3 separate regions of the Mus musculus genome follow, and all the other regions are linked to region 1. A link is a loop called in an ENCODE intact Hi-C map of the cell type or tissue named here. Cell type or tissue: left cerebral cortex. All regions are shown on one strand.

Region 1 (5,000 bases):
GACAGCTCCGTGCACACGCCTTGCCCGTGCATCAATGTACGCAGGGGCTTCTCCACCCCCCGGGGAGGGTAGCAGCGCATGCCTGAGCCACAGCGTGGGGTGTACACCCCGCAGGGCATCCCCAAGCCCAGGGCGCAAGTGGCGCAACAACCGCAGCCTGGCTCCCGCACCAACTCCTCGCAACCCACGGGGGGGCGGCAGCGCGCCAGCTTCTCCTCGGAGCAAGGGGGGCAGTGGATGGCTTCGTCGCCCAGGCTCGGCCGAGGCCCTGCGGCCAGCAGCAGGGCGGCCACGAGGCCGAAGGGCAGCATGGCGAGGACGAGGGTGGGGCGCAGGAGGGGAGCGCGGGCTCGCGAGCGGGCTGCAAGGGACCCGGAGGCAGCGCCCAGAGAGCTTAGAGAACCAGACCCGGAGGGCGCAGGGACACGGGGCGACCCCGGCAGGCAGAGACGGAGCCGGGGAAGTTAGCAAGCACGCTGGAGCAGAGCGAGCCTGGCCACCGAGGCGCTGCGCTGCATCCTCGGCCGGCCCAGCAGGCGGCGGGGGGCAGGGGGCTGAGCGGCTGCCCGGGACCGGCTCCCGGGACTTTATACCGGCCCCCTGGCCACACCCCCAGCGCCGTCCCCGAGGTGGGAGAGCAGGGGAGGGCGAGGGGGAACTGGAGCAATGGAGCGGGAGAAGAGGCCGTTAGGGGGGAGGGGGCGCTGGCCTGAGTCGCCGCCACCGCTACAACATCTGAAAGTCCTTTGCCCCGCCGAAGAAAGCGACGCAGTTTGGAAGCGGTGGCCTGCGCGCGGAGAGCCTCTGAGCTGGACCCTGAAGAGGAAGCAGGGCGAGGGGAAACGAAGGGGATGTTGCTTTGCCCCCCTCCCTCGACCTCGAAGGAGTCCTTCCCAGACACCTAGGAGATCCTCCTGCTGCCACAGAAAACCTGACCTCATAGCGGATTCAAGATTCTCTTGTTCAGTTCCCATCCCTGGCCAGAGTCCTCCGGTCACCCCCACCCACCCCCCGGGTATGTCCAGTCAACCTCTAGAGACCGCGCTAAAGTGGGACAAGGCGACTAAGCACTCTGTAAAGGGTCCAGGAGAGTTCTGGCCTCAAGGTGCTAATAGGCAGTCTTCTCACTTGCCCCTGAACCCCTGTCGCTTGACCCCCGCCCCTGGTTCCATTTGGGCCTTGCTGCACTCTGCTTCCAGAACTCCAGAACAAAGTGCCAAGCCTCTTCCTCCTTCCTAGATGTTGTTCCCTCTACCGCCCTGCTTAGATTCTGGAAGGAGACTGCCATTGGCTTTGTACAAGATGTGAGTCGAACAACTCCAGGGGGCTCCACTTCATGTACTCATTGTGTGTTTGCATAGTTACTGCAACAGTTTCCCAGTAGATGGCAGTCAAAGATTTCCAGAAAGAGAAGCGGCCTTTTAATTTTCCCGACGCCACTTTGCCCCTGGGTGATAAAGGGATTATTGATAAATATATCCCTTCCCCTCGCAGCAATTCTGTTGGAAACGGGAATTGATCTAGAGTCGCGTTTGGAGGAGAGACCCACCTCCTACCACCTTCTTTTTCATTTCTCCCTACGCCTCCTCATCCTCCCCAACCAAGGAGTTCGCTTCTTGTGTCTGTCCAGGCACAGTCGGAGGACCGAAGGATTTTGCGGGTGGATGGGGTCCGGAAGGGTTGGGCTAAACATCCAAGGAGCAACCAACCTAAAGATTTCCTAGACCTCTTCCGGTTCTTTGTCCCAGAGTCGGGGTCTTTCAGCCTCGGAGGAATTAGGCCACCTCCCACTTTCTGCACCGCAGACTGTTGGCGCGGTTGGAGGGAGAAAGGCACCAAGACCCGGACCTGGAAGACTGATCAAAAAGTTGCGAACTGACGGCACCTACTGGCAACCTCTAAGACTGCAGGAGGGTTGAAGTGATAGGATTCCTTCCCTCAGTCCCATCGCAAGGATAAAGTTGGGTCTCTCCTGTCTCATCTGCCATAGAGAAAAGTGAACAGAACGGGTTCTTGAAGCTCCTGGGGGAAGACAGCGGGTTTTTTGTTTTTGCTTCTGTTTTGTTTTGTTTTTGATTCGGAAGCCAGTCCCTGCCCCCATCCTCGTCCTTAAACCCAGTCAGCCTTATACTTAATGCACCAAGTTGAAGTTGGTGTCTAGCTAAAAGGAAGCCTATGCCACTTCTTGGAGCTCCTGTGGGAACAAGAAGGACCAATAAGGACAGTTCTGAGGCCCAGCACTCAACTTGCCGGCCAGACAGCAAACCCAAGATGAATAGACGCGCGTGCTGATGAAAGTGGGTGTTCTGTAAAGGTCTCTAGATGAGACAGAGGCCCCCATCCTGCAACCCCAACACCTCCTCTGCCCCCAAACCTTCCTCTGGTGTCTCCCCACCCCCACCCCATTCCCGGGAAGTCAGGGCTCAAGCATGACTCTCCACATAAGGTACATTCACTAAGCACTTATTATCCCAGGACTTTTGCCTCAAGAAGAGAGAAGACAAGTGTGTAATGAAAATAAGTTTTCTAAGACATGGGCAGGCGCTCTAGGAGATATTTATATGGGACACATGGGGACCCAGAGGCACTCGAAGCCAGTTCTACCTCTGGGGCATGAGAAATATTCACTGCTGATGTGACCTGAAGCCAAGTTTCCTGTGCTCAAGAATAAAATTAAACTGGTATCAGCATGGTCAGACTAGATGATTATCCAGCCTGTCACTTCGCCCTCATTAGGGATGCTGAAGCTCAGGACCTTCAGGACCTGTCAAGCAAAAGGGACTTTATAAGCATCTCTGAGAAGTGCCTAGAAGGAGATAGGCACCAAGCATTTTGTCCTTCCTAGGCCTCCCCTGCTAGGAACTCATCCCAGATTATAGGAGCTCTTCTGATGGTGCGACCTGTGTCTCCTCCACCAAACTGGAGCCTCTCTTGGTTTAGTGTGCCTCTCAGCAGTAAAAGCTGCTCAAGGAGATAGGAGGAACAGTAGTCAGAGCCAGGGCTCTGAGTGTTAAGTTGTAGCAGAGCCCTTTACAATTATAGATCTGTTACTTAACATCTTTATAAAATGGATTTATTGGTATTTATTTATTTTGAGACGGGAGGTCTCATTATGTAACCTTTGCTGGCCTAGAAGTCACTATGTGGGCCAGGCTAGCCTTGAACTCTTGAAGATCCAGTTACCTCTGGTTCTTGAGTGCTAGCATAGAAGACAGGCTACCAAGTCATAGTGGTTTTCTTAAAGATTGATTTTATATGCGCACACCATTGCAGTCTTCAAACACACCAGAAGAGGGCATCAGATCCCTTTACAGAGGGTTGTGAGCCACTGTGTGGTTGCTGGGAAATGAACTCATGACCTTTGGAAGAGCAGTCAGTGCTCTTAACCGCTGAGCCATCTCTCCAGCCTGCCCTAGTATTTTTTGATTATGTGTGTGTGTGTCTGTTAAGTGGATGTGTACATGAGTGCAGGAACCCACAGAGGCAGAGAGGCCAGAGGCATCAGATCTCTTGGAGCTGGGGTTATAGGCACTGTAAGCCACCTGAGATCTGCTGGGACCTGAACTGGAGTTCTCTGGAAGCTGAGCCATCTGTCTTCAGGTCCCCATTTAACATATAAATAAGTAATTTTCATCATTGAAGAAATGAAGGAAGGGAGGTAAAAAGGAAGTGGGAAGGGGCAAAATTCATGGGCTCAACCATGGAGAATGGTTAGAAGAAAACAAGAGGGGATAATGACAGGGGTTCTGAGAACTGGAGATATATATAGCTTACTTGTAGAGTACTTACCTAGCACGCATGAGGTCCTAGGTTCAAATCTCTGTAGCCCCTGAAGGTCATTTTACCCAGGCATGGTTGCCCAGGCCTATACTCCCAGTACTTAGGAGAGGCCAGCCTGGGCCATACAGTGACTCTGTCTCAAACAATCAAGAAGAAAGGGAGGAGTCTGAAATCCACGGGCAGAGTTACTGGTACAGGCTGGTCCCTCCACCTGGCTTCGCCTCCTGTGGGCTGGACGCTCCTGTAATGTGCCTCTGGGAAGCAGAATCCTATTTCCCTGCTCTTGCCTGGGCGGGAGCATGGACGGTTTTATCAGTCCCTGCTTCCTGGGACCTGGGAAGACACTCTACCTGATGCACAGATGAGGAAACTCTCCCCCCCCCCCCCATCCATCCAGCCCCTTCCTGCCCATCCTCTCCCTGACTTGATGATCAGCCAGTCTCATTAGCTGCCTTCCTGGGACAATTCCAGGCTTCTGCTGACCTCAGAGAACAGATTGCGGGTAGGGGTCGGGGCTCTCAAAGCCAATAAAGACAGAGTTGTGACTGGGCATGGTGGTGCATATATTTCATTCCAGCACAGGCAGAGGCAGGAGGGGAGCTCTGTGAGTTGGAGACCAGCCTGGTCTATATAGTGAGTTCCAGGATATAGTGAGACCTTCTCATAAATAAATAAATACATAAATAAATAAATAAATAAATAAATAAATAAACAAAATTCTGTTCTCAGGGAACACCCAATCTGATAAGCTTGCCCTCGGGGGCATCTTGTCTGATGGGATAGACAAAAATATATAATTATGAGAATTAACCCTTTAACTCCCATTGACCGTGTCACAGGGAGCTTCATGAAGTCAGCGTTATCAGTGTTGTCTTTTTAAGACAGGAAAAGCGAGGCACATAAGGATTACATAACTTACTCAAAGTCACATAGCAGGTCGAGGGACAAAGATGTGAACCTAAGCTGTCTGGCTCCAGTCTGCACAATTAGCTCTTATGCCTCACTGTCCCTTGAATCAGCCATCGGAAAGACTCTACACAGAAATCAAGGGCAGAAGACTGTGACACAGAGTTTAAGCGGAGCACGGGGAGTCAGTGGAGGCAGCATCAGTATGGGACTATGCCTCAGGCCTCTTGTTTTGTTTTTGTTTTTGTTTTTCGAGACAGGGTTTCTCTGTGTAGCCCTGGCTGTCCTGGAACTCACTCTGTAGACCAGGCTGG
Region 2 (5,000 bases), 120 kb after region 1:
GGGGCTTCCCGTTTGCACAGTAAGCACTTTGCCAACTGAACTGTCAAGGTTTGTCTGTCTGTCTGTCTGGTTTTTGGTGGTGTCTTTCCTTTCCAGCCCCAGCACTGAGGACTGAACCCAGGGCCTTGTGCCTATCAGGCAAGCCCGAGAACTCTTTTATTAAGTTGTCCAGGTTGGCCTTGAACTTGTCCTGTGTAGCCGGGACTGCAGGCCTGTACCACCAAGTCTAGTTTGTTGTGTATCTTTAGAAAGTCCGTACAGGCAGGGCGGACTGAGAATGTGGTTCAGTGGTGATGTTCCTGCGCTGGGGTGGGGGTGGGGCAAGGAGCAATGGGAAGGGAGGGAAGGAAAAGGGCTCTGCCAAGTTTTCTGATTTTTGGGTAGCTAGGCTGGACCTCACACACTCTTGGAATTAGCTAGCCACAGGCAAGTCTTCATTGAGCCAGAAATGGCAGAGGCATCTTGGGGTTGGAATTCATACCAACTTTATTGAGTCTATGTTCTTTCCATAGCGATACCTGACACTATGGAAACTTAATCTGGTTCTTAAAATAACAACAACAACAATAATAACAATAATAATAATGACAAACCAGGATACACACACCCCAGTGTCTTCAAAAGGAGGAAATGTAGGTCAGCATCTTTGCCACTACGCCATGTGGCCTAAGATCCTGGCAAAAACTAGCAACCACAGGCCCATCCCTTTCCACTTAAACTCCCACCACCTTCCCATAGCTTCCAGCTTCGGTGAGAAAAAGCAGCAAGGAAAGGCCTCTCTCCTCCTTTCCGCCTCGGCGTCTGAATTACACTTAAGACTTTGCTGACAAACATACATCAGCCTCTGCTCCCACAAGGGCAGCGGAAGCCAAGCAGGGACTCTAAGTCTGCTTCACGCATCACTGACACAACCCACCCTGTTCCAATTGCTGAAGCCTTAAGAGTAGCAATGACCTAGAAATCGACAGTGTGTGTGGGGTGTGTGTGTGTGTGTGCTGAAGGAAACAAAACAGTCCACAGAAAGCCCTATTTCCAAATGGGGAGAAGACAGAGAGAGGGGAAGGAACTTGGCCCCTTTGAATCTGTAAATGCAATCTTGGCTAGAAGCCAGGGAGGATACAGCCCAGTCCCACTGAGAGTCAAACCCTGTTCCTGACTCAAGCCCTGCAGTTAAGAGGAAGGCGCCAAGCCTCAACTACATCGGAGGCGGGGAGGCCGCTCCTCTTTGGGCAGGATCCTACTATGGACACAGAACAGACAGCAGCTGCCCACAGTGTGGAAACAAACTGTAAAGCAGTCACGTCTCTTAAGGCTGCAGCATCCAATAAAATGTAATTTAAATCAAGCCTCACATCTGTTCTCAATCCCATTCGGTCTCTGCTTCCCATCAGTCTTCGGACAATCTTTACAGTTGTGCTCGTTAACCCTTACAGTTCCAGACTCTCTCCAAACTCCTTGGGAGAGTATGGTCTTGTGCACCGCCCCAGAGGGAATGTGTATTCTATGAGTGAGTGCTTGGCATCCAATCTCCTCTCTACAGTCTTCTGCAGTGGGCAGTGTGCATCTCAGAGGGCGTCGAGCGAGCCCTCCTATCTCATCCCAGCACATCCCATCCCATCCCATCCCATCCCACCTGCTGTGGGGTTCAGATCGCTTTACAAGGATAATGTGCAGGCTGCATCAAACAGTGGCCAACAGATCTCCTGTACCCATATCAGATTCCCAAGCTCGGGGCCGGATCAGGCATCGGGGCAGCAGCCTCGCCTGGAGAAAAGCAAAGACTCAGACAGTTCATCCCAGGCATGGTTTGCTCCCAAGCACTTAGCCAGGTACGAATGCATCAGCAACCTCCCAAACAAGTCGGACTCAGGCACCTTCCTGCCCCTTCCCTCAAAACCACCCTTGCCCGGGCCACACTTTCAAAGCGGCGTTGTAATGGTGCCCTCTGGTGTCCCTGTCACAAACTGCCACTTGATGCCAGGAAGATGAACTTCTCTAGGGAGCCTAGAAAGAGGGGCTCAGATGAAAATTCATCCGGAGCTGCATCCTATTGAAACAATGGCTCTGTCTGAGGGAAGCTAACCCTGAGGCAAAGTGTGAGAGAGTATTTCCACTTGCTAGTTATTTTTAATTTTGTTGTTGTTGTTTCTGGAGTCTCTGTAGACCAGACTGTCCTGGAACATGTCTGAAACACAGGGACCCGCCTGCCTCTATCTATCACCTGCGGGCTGGGATTTAAGGGTGTGTACTACCAAGGCCCGATGAGAAGGTATTTTCTTATTAACCTCTGAAAACCTAAGCTACCATGGAGTGTGGCTGCTTAAAAAGACGAACACAAACCCATAAAATGGCTTGAAGGGTAGGCGCTGGTCGCCAGCCAAGTTTGATGGCCCGAGCTCAGTCCTAGCGGTCCACACCGTAGAAGGCAAACAGCGACTCCTGCTGCTTGACTCGGATATGAACACCTATGTGCCCGAAAACCCAGAGACAACAAATGCAGCCCAGACAAACGAAACTTGAAAATAAATATATTCACAATCTGTAGTTATTCTCCTCGTCACCCCCATACTGGTGGGGAGCACGGGAGATTCTTCATCAGTCCTTAAAAAGTCCAGGGCAGCAACACCTGTCACATGAATGAGGCATCCTCTGAACACAATGCCCTTCCACGGAGGCTCGTAAATTTTCCTGGATCATTCCATTTCATCCTTCTAAACTTCAAAGTTCTTTACAAAATATATCCTTTGTAGACAGAGGTAATACATACACACACTCTCCAACACAAGTCCGTATATACTCGTAGGCACTGTGTTTAGGAATGTGAAAGGGGAAAAGTACTGAACATTGCTTTAAAAAGGGCCACTGTTTTTATTCTTACAGAGTCTCATGTAGTCCAGGCCAGCTCAAGCTCACTATGTAGCAAAGGATGGCCTTTAACTCTTGACTCTATTTCCCAAGTGCTGGGATCACAGGCATAAAAGTCACCACACCCAGCTACTCGGTCATTTTTATGGGTAAAACCAGTAAGAACCAAAGATATCAGCCAGCGCTAACACTCATGAATCCATACACTAAAATTTACTGGTGCGGAGTAAAAAAGGCCGTAACTGTTTCCAAACGACCTTACTAAAATGAAGATTCTGGGGGCTCTCAAATGCCAGTGGGAGGGACACCTGCAAGTGCCATGAGTAAGAGCCATTCAGGGCAGACCAGCAGCGAGGATGTTCCCGGTGAAAGCTTTGCCGTTCAGGACATGCTCTATTTCCTTTTCTTCAATCTTCAGAGACACCTGGAAAGAGAAGAGGTCTTTCTGTGATGACGAACATCGGCGCTCACGCATGCACACACTTGCAGGCGCACACGCTGTTACACCCCCCTATCATATTCCATTCTCCTCAAATGGACAGGTTAACTGCTGCCATCCTCAATGGCCCGAATCACATCACTCCGTTGTCCTCACATCCTAAGCCCTAGCTGGCAGAAAAGCAAACTGTTCACTAGTCACTTCTAATCGTTACTTTGGCAGAGGACACGCTCGCCAAGACAGGACAATTAAAAGCAGGGACACGCACAAAAAGCCATTACTTGTACCTTGGTGAGGCGGCTCTCCTTATTTTTCTTTAATCCCACAAGGCCCCTGGACTCCAGGAGTCCTGAAAGGGACAAACACTCAGACTGGTCTACGGCCGTCACCTGCTGTTTGCGACAGATGCTACTGTAGGCTTCATATAACTGGGAGGAAATGAGGGAGAACAAGTGTCACTTACAAGCCACATCTCATAACCTTACAGATGAAAAACAAAAAGAAAGAAGCCCAGAAACTGTGTCTTAAGTTATCTGAATATCTCCCCTCCCACTTTTACTGACCCCTCGAATTGGCAACAGACCTTCCGAACCCCCAATACTTTATGTGATTCTTCTTTAAAAAAAAAAAAAAAAGCTAGAGTGGTGGCATATGCCTTTAATCCTAGCACTTGGGAGGCAGAGGCAGATTTGAGTTCGAGGCCAGCCTGGTCTACAAAGTGAGTTCCAGGACAGCCAGAGCTACACAGAGAAACTCTTGTCTCCAAAAACCAAAACCAAAAAAATTTATTATATGTGAGAACACTGTAGCTGTCTCCAGATGCACCAGAAGAGGGCATCAGATCTCATTACGGGTGGTTGTGAGCCACCATGTGGTTGCTGGGATTTGAACTCAGGACCTTCAGAAGAGCAGTCAATGCTCTTAACTGCTGAGCCAGATTTATTTTATTTTGTGTTTTGCTGCCATGCATTTATGTATGTGTACCATGCTCATGCCTAGATGCCCACGGAGAACAGAAGAGTTGTTGGATCCCCTGGCACTAAAGGTACAGATCCAGATGTTTGTGAGCCACCATGTGGGTGTTGGGGATGGAACCTGGGTCTTCCGCACAAGCAGTTGTTAGTGACTGCCCAGTTTTCTTACTCTAAGGTAGAACTTAGGAACGGGACTTTACGTAAGTTTGGGGAGGGGTTGGGGGAGGACCATAGATGCAAAGACAAAGGTGGGTTCTACACAGCCCTGGCTGGCAATCACCCTGGCTCTGCCTCCTAGCTACCAGGATTACAAGTATGGTACCGCTCTATCTGGTTCATGGCTAACTCAGTTTTTAAATTTTCGGGTAGGGGGCTAAGGGTGGTGAGACAGGATCTTTCTGTATAGCCCTGCCTGGCTCTCCTGGAACTCACTAGGATTAGACTGGCCCAGAGTTCAGAGATCCACCTGCCTCTGCCTCCCAGAGTTTTGTTATTAAAGGCGTGAGCCACCACCGCCTGGCCTCAACTCATGTTTCTGAGACAATGTCTCACGACGGTGTAGCCTTGGCTGGCCTAGAATTCCCTACATAGACCAAGCTCTGGGTCAAATGTAGCAAAAGCTCCACTCGGCCCTGCCTCCTACTCATCGTTAATTCCCAGGGCCTTTTGGAAAGTAGCTTTGGCAAAGCCTCAGCCCCACCTGCTGAGACGCGAAGCTTACC
Region 3 (5,000 bases), 110 kb before region 1:
ATTGTCTTCCAGTCATGTGTCACTCATTGAGAACTTCTTGAATACAGAGTCTGGTGGGGAACGTAACATGTATGTCAACACGCAACACCAACAGTGAGAGACACAGCACTCCTGAGGGGGCATAAGGACAAGATTCAAAAGCAAAAAGCAAGGCTGTGAACACGTGTCCAGAAAGCATGGCAATTGTATTTTGAAGGGTGTGTAGAAGTTGTCAAACCTAATAAAGAAGGGCCAGGTTGTAGCCAGATCTTCAGACTCTACAGCCTTAAGCCAACAAAGTAAATGAGGCATCCGAGTGTCAGGAACGTGACTGGCACACAAGCCTGAGGAACCTGAGCTTGTAGCCTCAGAGTTTAAAAGCTGGCTGTAGCAAGGTACACACGTAATACCTAAGCCTGCTTAGGGAGGCAGGAATAATAAGACTTGCTGGCCAACCAGTCTTCAGAATTGGCAAACTCCAGGTTCCATGAGAGACACTGATGTCAGCCTCTGACCTCTGTATGTGTGCACACCCATACATATATGAGCACACACCTTGAGCTCATAGTCAGTCAGCTCTGGTGAAGGCAATAGAGCAACAAGGAAGGGGGAATGGTGTCAGCTGATGGGAGTCAGGGAAATAGATGTGCCAAGAAACAAGCTAGACTGGGGTGGCCCTTACAGCGCTGTGTGACAGCACCAGGGAATCCATACACCACCCTAAAAAGAATGGGGGCCAGCAAAGGTCCCCCACCCTTTTCCAAATAGATGGGCAGATAGATGAAATGTGTGTTTTGGAAGGAGTAGGGGACAACAGATCCTTGTATCAGGACAGGGGAGGGACCAACATCAAAAGATGTGGAAGATCGAGATGTGGAAGCAACAGACACGAGTGGCCAGAAGCAGTAGAGAGAGCAAGAGTGGCCTTGATCTGTGGAGGACCCTCCACACCCAAGGCTCATCAGTAATGTCACATGACTCAGCCATTAGAACCCAGGCTAGATGTTCCCCTTTCCCATCTCTGATCTATTGTTTAATAGCTATGTGAATCCAGAGGAACGACATAACATCTCTGGGCCTGTTTCCTAGAATACAAAAGGAACTTACAAGATGTTATGAGGGGGGAGAGATGTAGGGAGAGGAGCTAGGAGTGAGGTGGCCATGGCCAGGGGCTGGGTGTCCTTAGGGAAGCCTTGTGCTGACAGTTCTTCCGTTGGGGCTGATTGTCACGTGGGGTCTCACAGGGTATCCATTGAGGACGGGGATGGCAGCGCCTGTCTCACGTGGACAGCGCACTTCACTGAAAGCTCAGTGGGTGCCAATTGCATCACTGAGTGACAGCGTTGGTGCCCTAATAACAAGATCCCACCAGCTCTCACATCCCTGCCTCCCATCTGCGGGCTGGGTCCCTGCTTCAGCCTCTGCCCTTTCTCATGTCCCCTACAAGCGGCTGAGAAGGTCCAGAGAGAAAATCATCACCTGAGGTGTCTCTCGGGCCAGATGATAAGCAGCCATGGTTTCCTGGGCAGCCTGGAGGGACTGGGGGAATGTACAGATGGGAGCTTTAGGACCTGAGCAGGAGGCGACTGGCTTCCCAGGCTGGGAGCTGGGGGCGGGGGAGGGAATTGAGTGTCAGGCTGAGGCAGGGCAGGGCAGGGGAGTTGGGATGGTGTCGGGCTAGAGTGCTAGGGAGTTTTCCTTTCACCTTAATCATTCTGCAAACCCAAGAACTCAGGAAACACCGAACACCTCAATCAACAGCTCCCCCACACTGGCATTCCCAACTGCCCGTAGCTCAAGAGCAGTTGCTTTCTGACTATTGAGTCATCTGACTCACCAACACTGACCAGGTCCCTCTGTCACCACACGTTCAAATTCCCCCAAATTCTCCTGTTAACTGCCTTGAACATGGCCTGTCCTGGATCTACAGGACCCCGACTCACCCACCCAACCCCCACCCCCAACCTCATATCCAGTATCCCTGGAATGAGACATCAATTTTGTTCACACACCCCAGAGCCCCTCCGGGTTTGTGGCTACAAAAGAACCGGGACAGAACCCAGAGTAAAACAGAAACAGTTCTTGTTCCTTAGGGGTTTCTCCACGTCCCTGACAGTCAGATTGGGCTTTCTCTACAGTAACCGAAAGCCGTTGATGGGTTGAAAGAAACCTCGAACGCTGAACCCCGAAATGAGTCAGGGAAGGGCGGGCTGTGCATCAGACCCTGAAAATCCTATAGTTGAGAATGGGCATGTGACCTCAAGCTCGTGGGGTGGGGGTGGGGTGCCAGGGGTAATTCAGTTGGGGGGGGGAATGTGTGAGAGAGATGAGCTGTGAAGCCACGTGGTGATGTTCCCCTTCCTGTCTCCAAACGTTCTAGTACAAGCTGATGATAAGGGGACAGTGGCTGTCTGTCCCCAGAAAAAGATGGAGCTGGTGAGGCATGGGCCCCACGCTAAGCCTAAGCGTCTCTCTATCTCTACAGCTAGGATTTCGACTTATGGTTAGGGATTTAGGAGGGAGGCAAGATAGGAATAGAGGGCAGAGTTAGCTTCAGTAAGACGTGCTTACATAGCATGGAGGAGAATGTAGAGGGGAAAAACGTTTGTCCGGGTCACCCTGATGCCCTTCCTGCCTGTACTGAGTGACCAAGCGTAGCCTCCTCAGCCTGGAGTACATGTCAGGTACCCTGGGTGTCATGTAGCCTAGTCTCCAGCAGGTGGTGCTATGGCCAAGGACAAACAACATCTGCGTTTGAACTGTTTCCCTGGCCTCAAGAGGTCCCCCAGACTCAGATTGGGGAGCAAAGTCCTACTCTGGACTGCAAGACCCATAGGGTCTGACTCTTCCTGTAGATCTGAAGAACTGGGATTCAAGGGCTGGAGAGGGGTGCCAATAGCAAAGAAGGCGGATCAAGGGTCCCCAGGGGTGAGACGGGAGTATGTGGGGTAGAGGTCTGGGGTGGGGGGCATAAGATGTCTGCAAAAATTACTTTTCCAGTTGTCCTCTTGCTTAGCTGTCAGGAGAAAATACAGCCCAGGCTGGCTCAAGGCTCAGCTCTGAGCAGAATGAGGAGTGGTCGCTGTCATATGCAAGCCTGTTCTAACCAGTGGTCTCTGTCTGCAGAGTATTCGAAAACACGTTGAGGGAGAGAGAACAGATTCCCATTTCCTTAGCCCTTAGAACATCTGTGAGGCTTCACATGTGGCTGTCTGTGCCCTTGACCATCAAGGAATGCTCCCAGGCCGGTGGATCTTGCCACCAAGGAAGTGTTGAACATGTGTGCATACATCCCGACTACCACAGGGCTGTGCATCATGTGGAATGGGAAGTTGGGGGGGGGGGAGTCAGGACCCTGTGCGGAACCAGCAGTCTGGAGGAGTTATTGGGGTACAGTGGATACTGCAAACCAGCAGCAGCCTAGACTGGCCAGGGCAGGGGAGGGGGGAGGGGAATGGGAGGGGGATGGGAGGGGGATGGGAGGGGGTGGAGCCAGCTGTTCTACTTCTTTCCCAGACCTGGGAGTAGAAGCGGAAGGGAGGGAGGTGAAGACAGGGATGCTGGGCAGCAGGCCAGGTGTTCAAACACACAATCTGGTTCTGATGTTCTCTTTCAGCAAGCCCGAGGTGCCTGGAGCCTGGGATAAAAGTTCCCAATGGTGCCCCTGCCCCACCCCCGAATGTCTCCTTAATCACCGAGCAATTTTTACCGGGGCGGTAACATCATCTCCTTTGTCTCCTCTAGGGAAACCCAGGAAAAACGTGCTGGTGGTGGCTCTCCTTGTCATTTTCCAGGTGAGGCTTCCTGCCAGGGCAAGAGCTCTCTTCCCTCCTCCACACCCCCTCCCCAGCCAGGAGTGCTGGAACACAAACAGACCGCTGCAAGGAACGAAAGGTCTAGACACAAACCCACCTGCCGTTCACGGCCCCTTGCCCCCCCCCGCCTCCCCCCACGAAGGGGGCAGGCATTCTCTGGACTTCCATTGTCCCCCTTTAAAATAAAGCCCAGGGAGACGTAACCTACCCCCACCCTCGTTCTTCCCAGCTCCCACCTCCTCACTCAGGAGACAGAAACAGTGTCTGAGATCTCTTAGACTTGTGCAACACAGGGCTTAGAGTGGGCCTGGTTTTGCACATAGGTGCACACATCATCTGTGAACTGAGAAAAGGACCCTCGGTCGGGCGCTCTGGTTACTCCCCAGTCACCCAGAGTTGCTTCCTCTTGCCTTTCAGTCCAAGGGTCTCCTTGTAATCTCATTCTGTTTTCCTTCATAAAATAGAAAGACCTTGGCTTGGCTTGCCTGTGGGGAGCAGGAGGGAGAATGAGTGGAGCCCGGGACCCGGGTGGAGAGGACGGTGAAGGGAACACATAGTGGGTCTGAATTCTGCAGAGCCAAGAGCCCACTCCGTTCTCTATCCCAGCAATGGAGGCAGAACGTGTGTCTCCCCAACCACCAGAGTCAGGAGAAACTCTGAGAGTCAAGTTTCCTCAATTGGGGTAGGACTCTCTCAAGGTGGGGAATGGCCACGGCCAGCCTGGAGAAGCAATGCTTCAGGATTTGACTTTCTCCCAGGTCCGGAGGCCAGAGGGGGAGCTTTCCAGGAGCTCAGGCCAGGCACAGGCCCCAGGCTGGGCACTGTTCCCCAAACCCCTCTCAGAGGCCCCCTGGAGCTTGGGTTGCAGCCCCTTAGCCTGGCCCTTTCCCCATCACCACTCCCGCCCCTCCTGTACTGCTGGCTGGAAGGCCAGAGAAGGGTAAAGACATCTGTGGCTGGTTTTTGTCTTTCACTTGGGAGGAAGGGGGGGGGGGGTTCAGACAAGGCCGGATGTGGTGGGGCTGTGGGCTGCAGAGGCGGCAAGCTTGGGGGAAGGGGTGTTGAACAGGAGGGAGAAGAGAAGACTGGGAGGGAGGTGGTGTGGGAGCACACTTCATAGAAGCTGGGAGTTCTGACCTCCAAAGGGTCTAGAAGCCCTTTAAGCCTCTGGGGCCGCAGACCTAAGGCCACAGACCCATTCGTGAA

What was found. A loop is a pair of places that touch in the nucleus more often than their neighbours do. Peaks named below come from ENCODE experiments on the same cell type or tissue, not always from the same donor. Only the 100,000 strongest peaks of a DNase experiment are listed, where the experiment ranks them.
Region 2: a loop joins it to region 1, with 8 times the contacts of the local background. A loop is called at or near these places in 15 of 42 quality-filtered maps.
Region 3: it touches region 1 in a loop (6-fold over the local background); 22 of 42 quality-filtered maps call a loop at or near these places.

The regions. Positions count from the first base shown.
Region 1 is chr11:99,036,808-99,041,807 of GRCm38, reverse strand. Igfbp4 (insulin-like growth factor binding protein 4) reads right to left here and starts at 564. Exons shown (of 4, transcript NM_010517.4): 1 at 1-564. The coding sequence starts at 311. In left cerebral cortex, CTCF peaks have their summits at 529, 1,329, 1,889 (motif pointing left) and 3,302 (motif pointing right); DNase peaks (open chromatin) are centred at 148, 604, 1,353 and 1,864; H3K4me3 peaks cover 1,840 bases; H3K27ac peaks cover 1,602 bases.
Region 2 is chr11:98,919,405-98,924,404 of GRCm38, reverse strand. It overlaps Cdc6 (cell division cycle 6), which reads right to left. Exons shown (of 12, transcript NM_001025779.2): 10 at 5,000; 11 at 3,592-3,732; 12 at 463-3,289. The coding sequence ends at 3,200. Among named protein-coding and RNA genes, the nearest start is that of Cdc6, 14 kb to the right of the region's middle. In left cerebral cortex, CTCF peaks have their summits at 1,952 (motif pointing left), 2,518 and 4,125 (motif pointing right); DNase peaks (open chromatin) are centred at 806, 1,254, 1,932 and 2,340.
Region 3 is chr11:99,147,808-99,152,807 of GRCm38, reverse strand. Ccr7 (chemokine (C-C motif) receptor 7) reads left to right here. Exons shown (of 3, transcript NM_007719.2): 2 at 3,724-3,773. Among named protein-coding and RNA genes, the nearest start is that of Ccr7, 4.8 kb to the left of the region's middle. In left cerebral cortex, a CTCF peak has its summit at 2,691 (motif pointing right); DNase peaks (open chromatin) are centred at 2,693, 3,580 and 4,050; H3K27ac peaks cover 780 bases.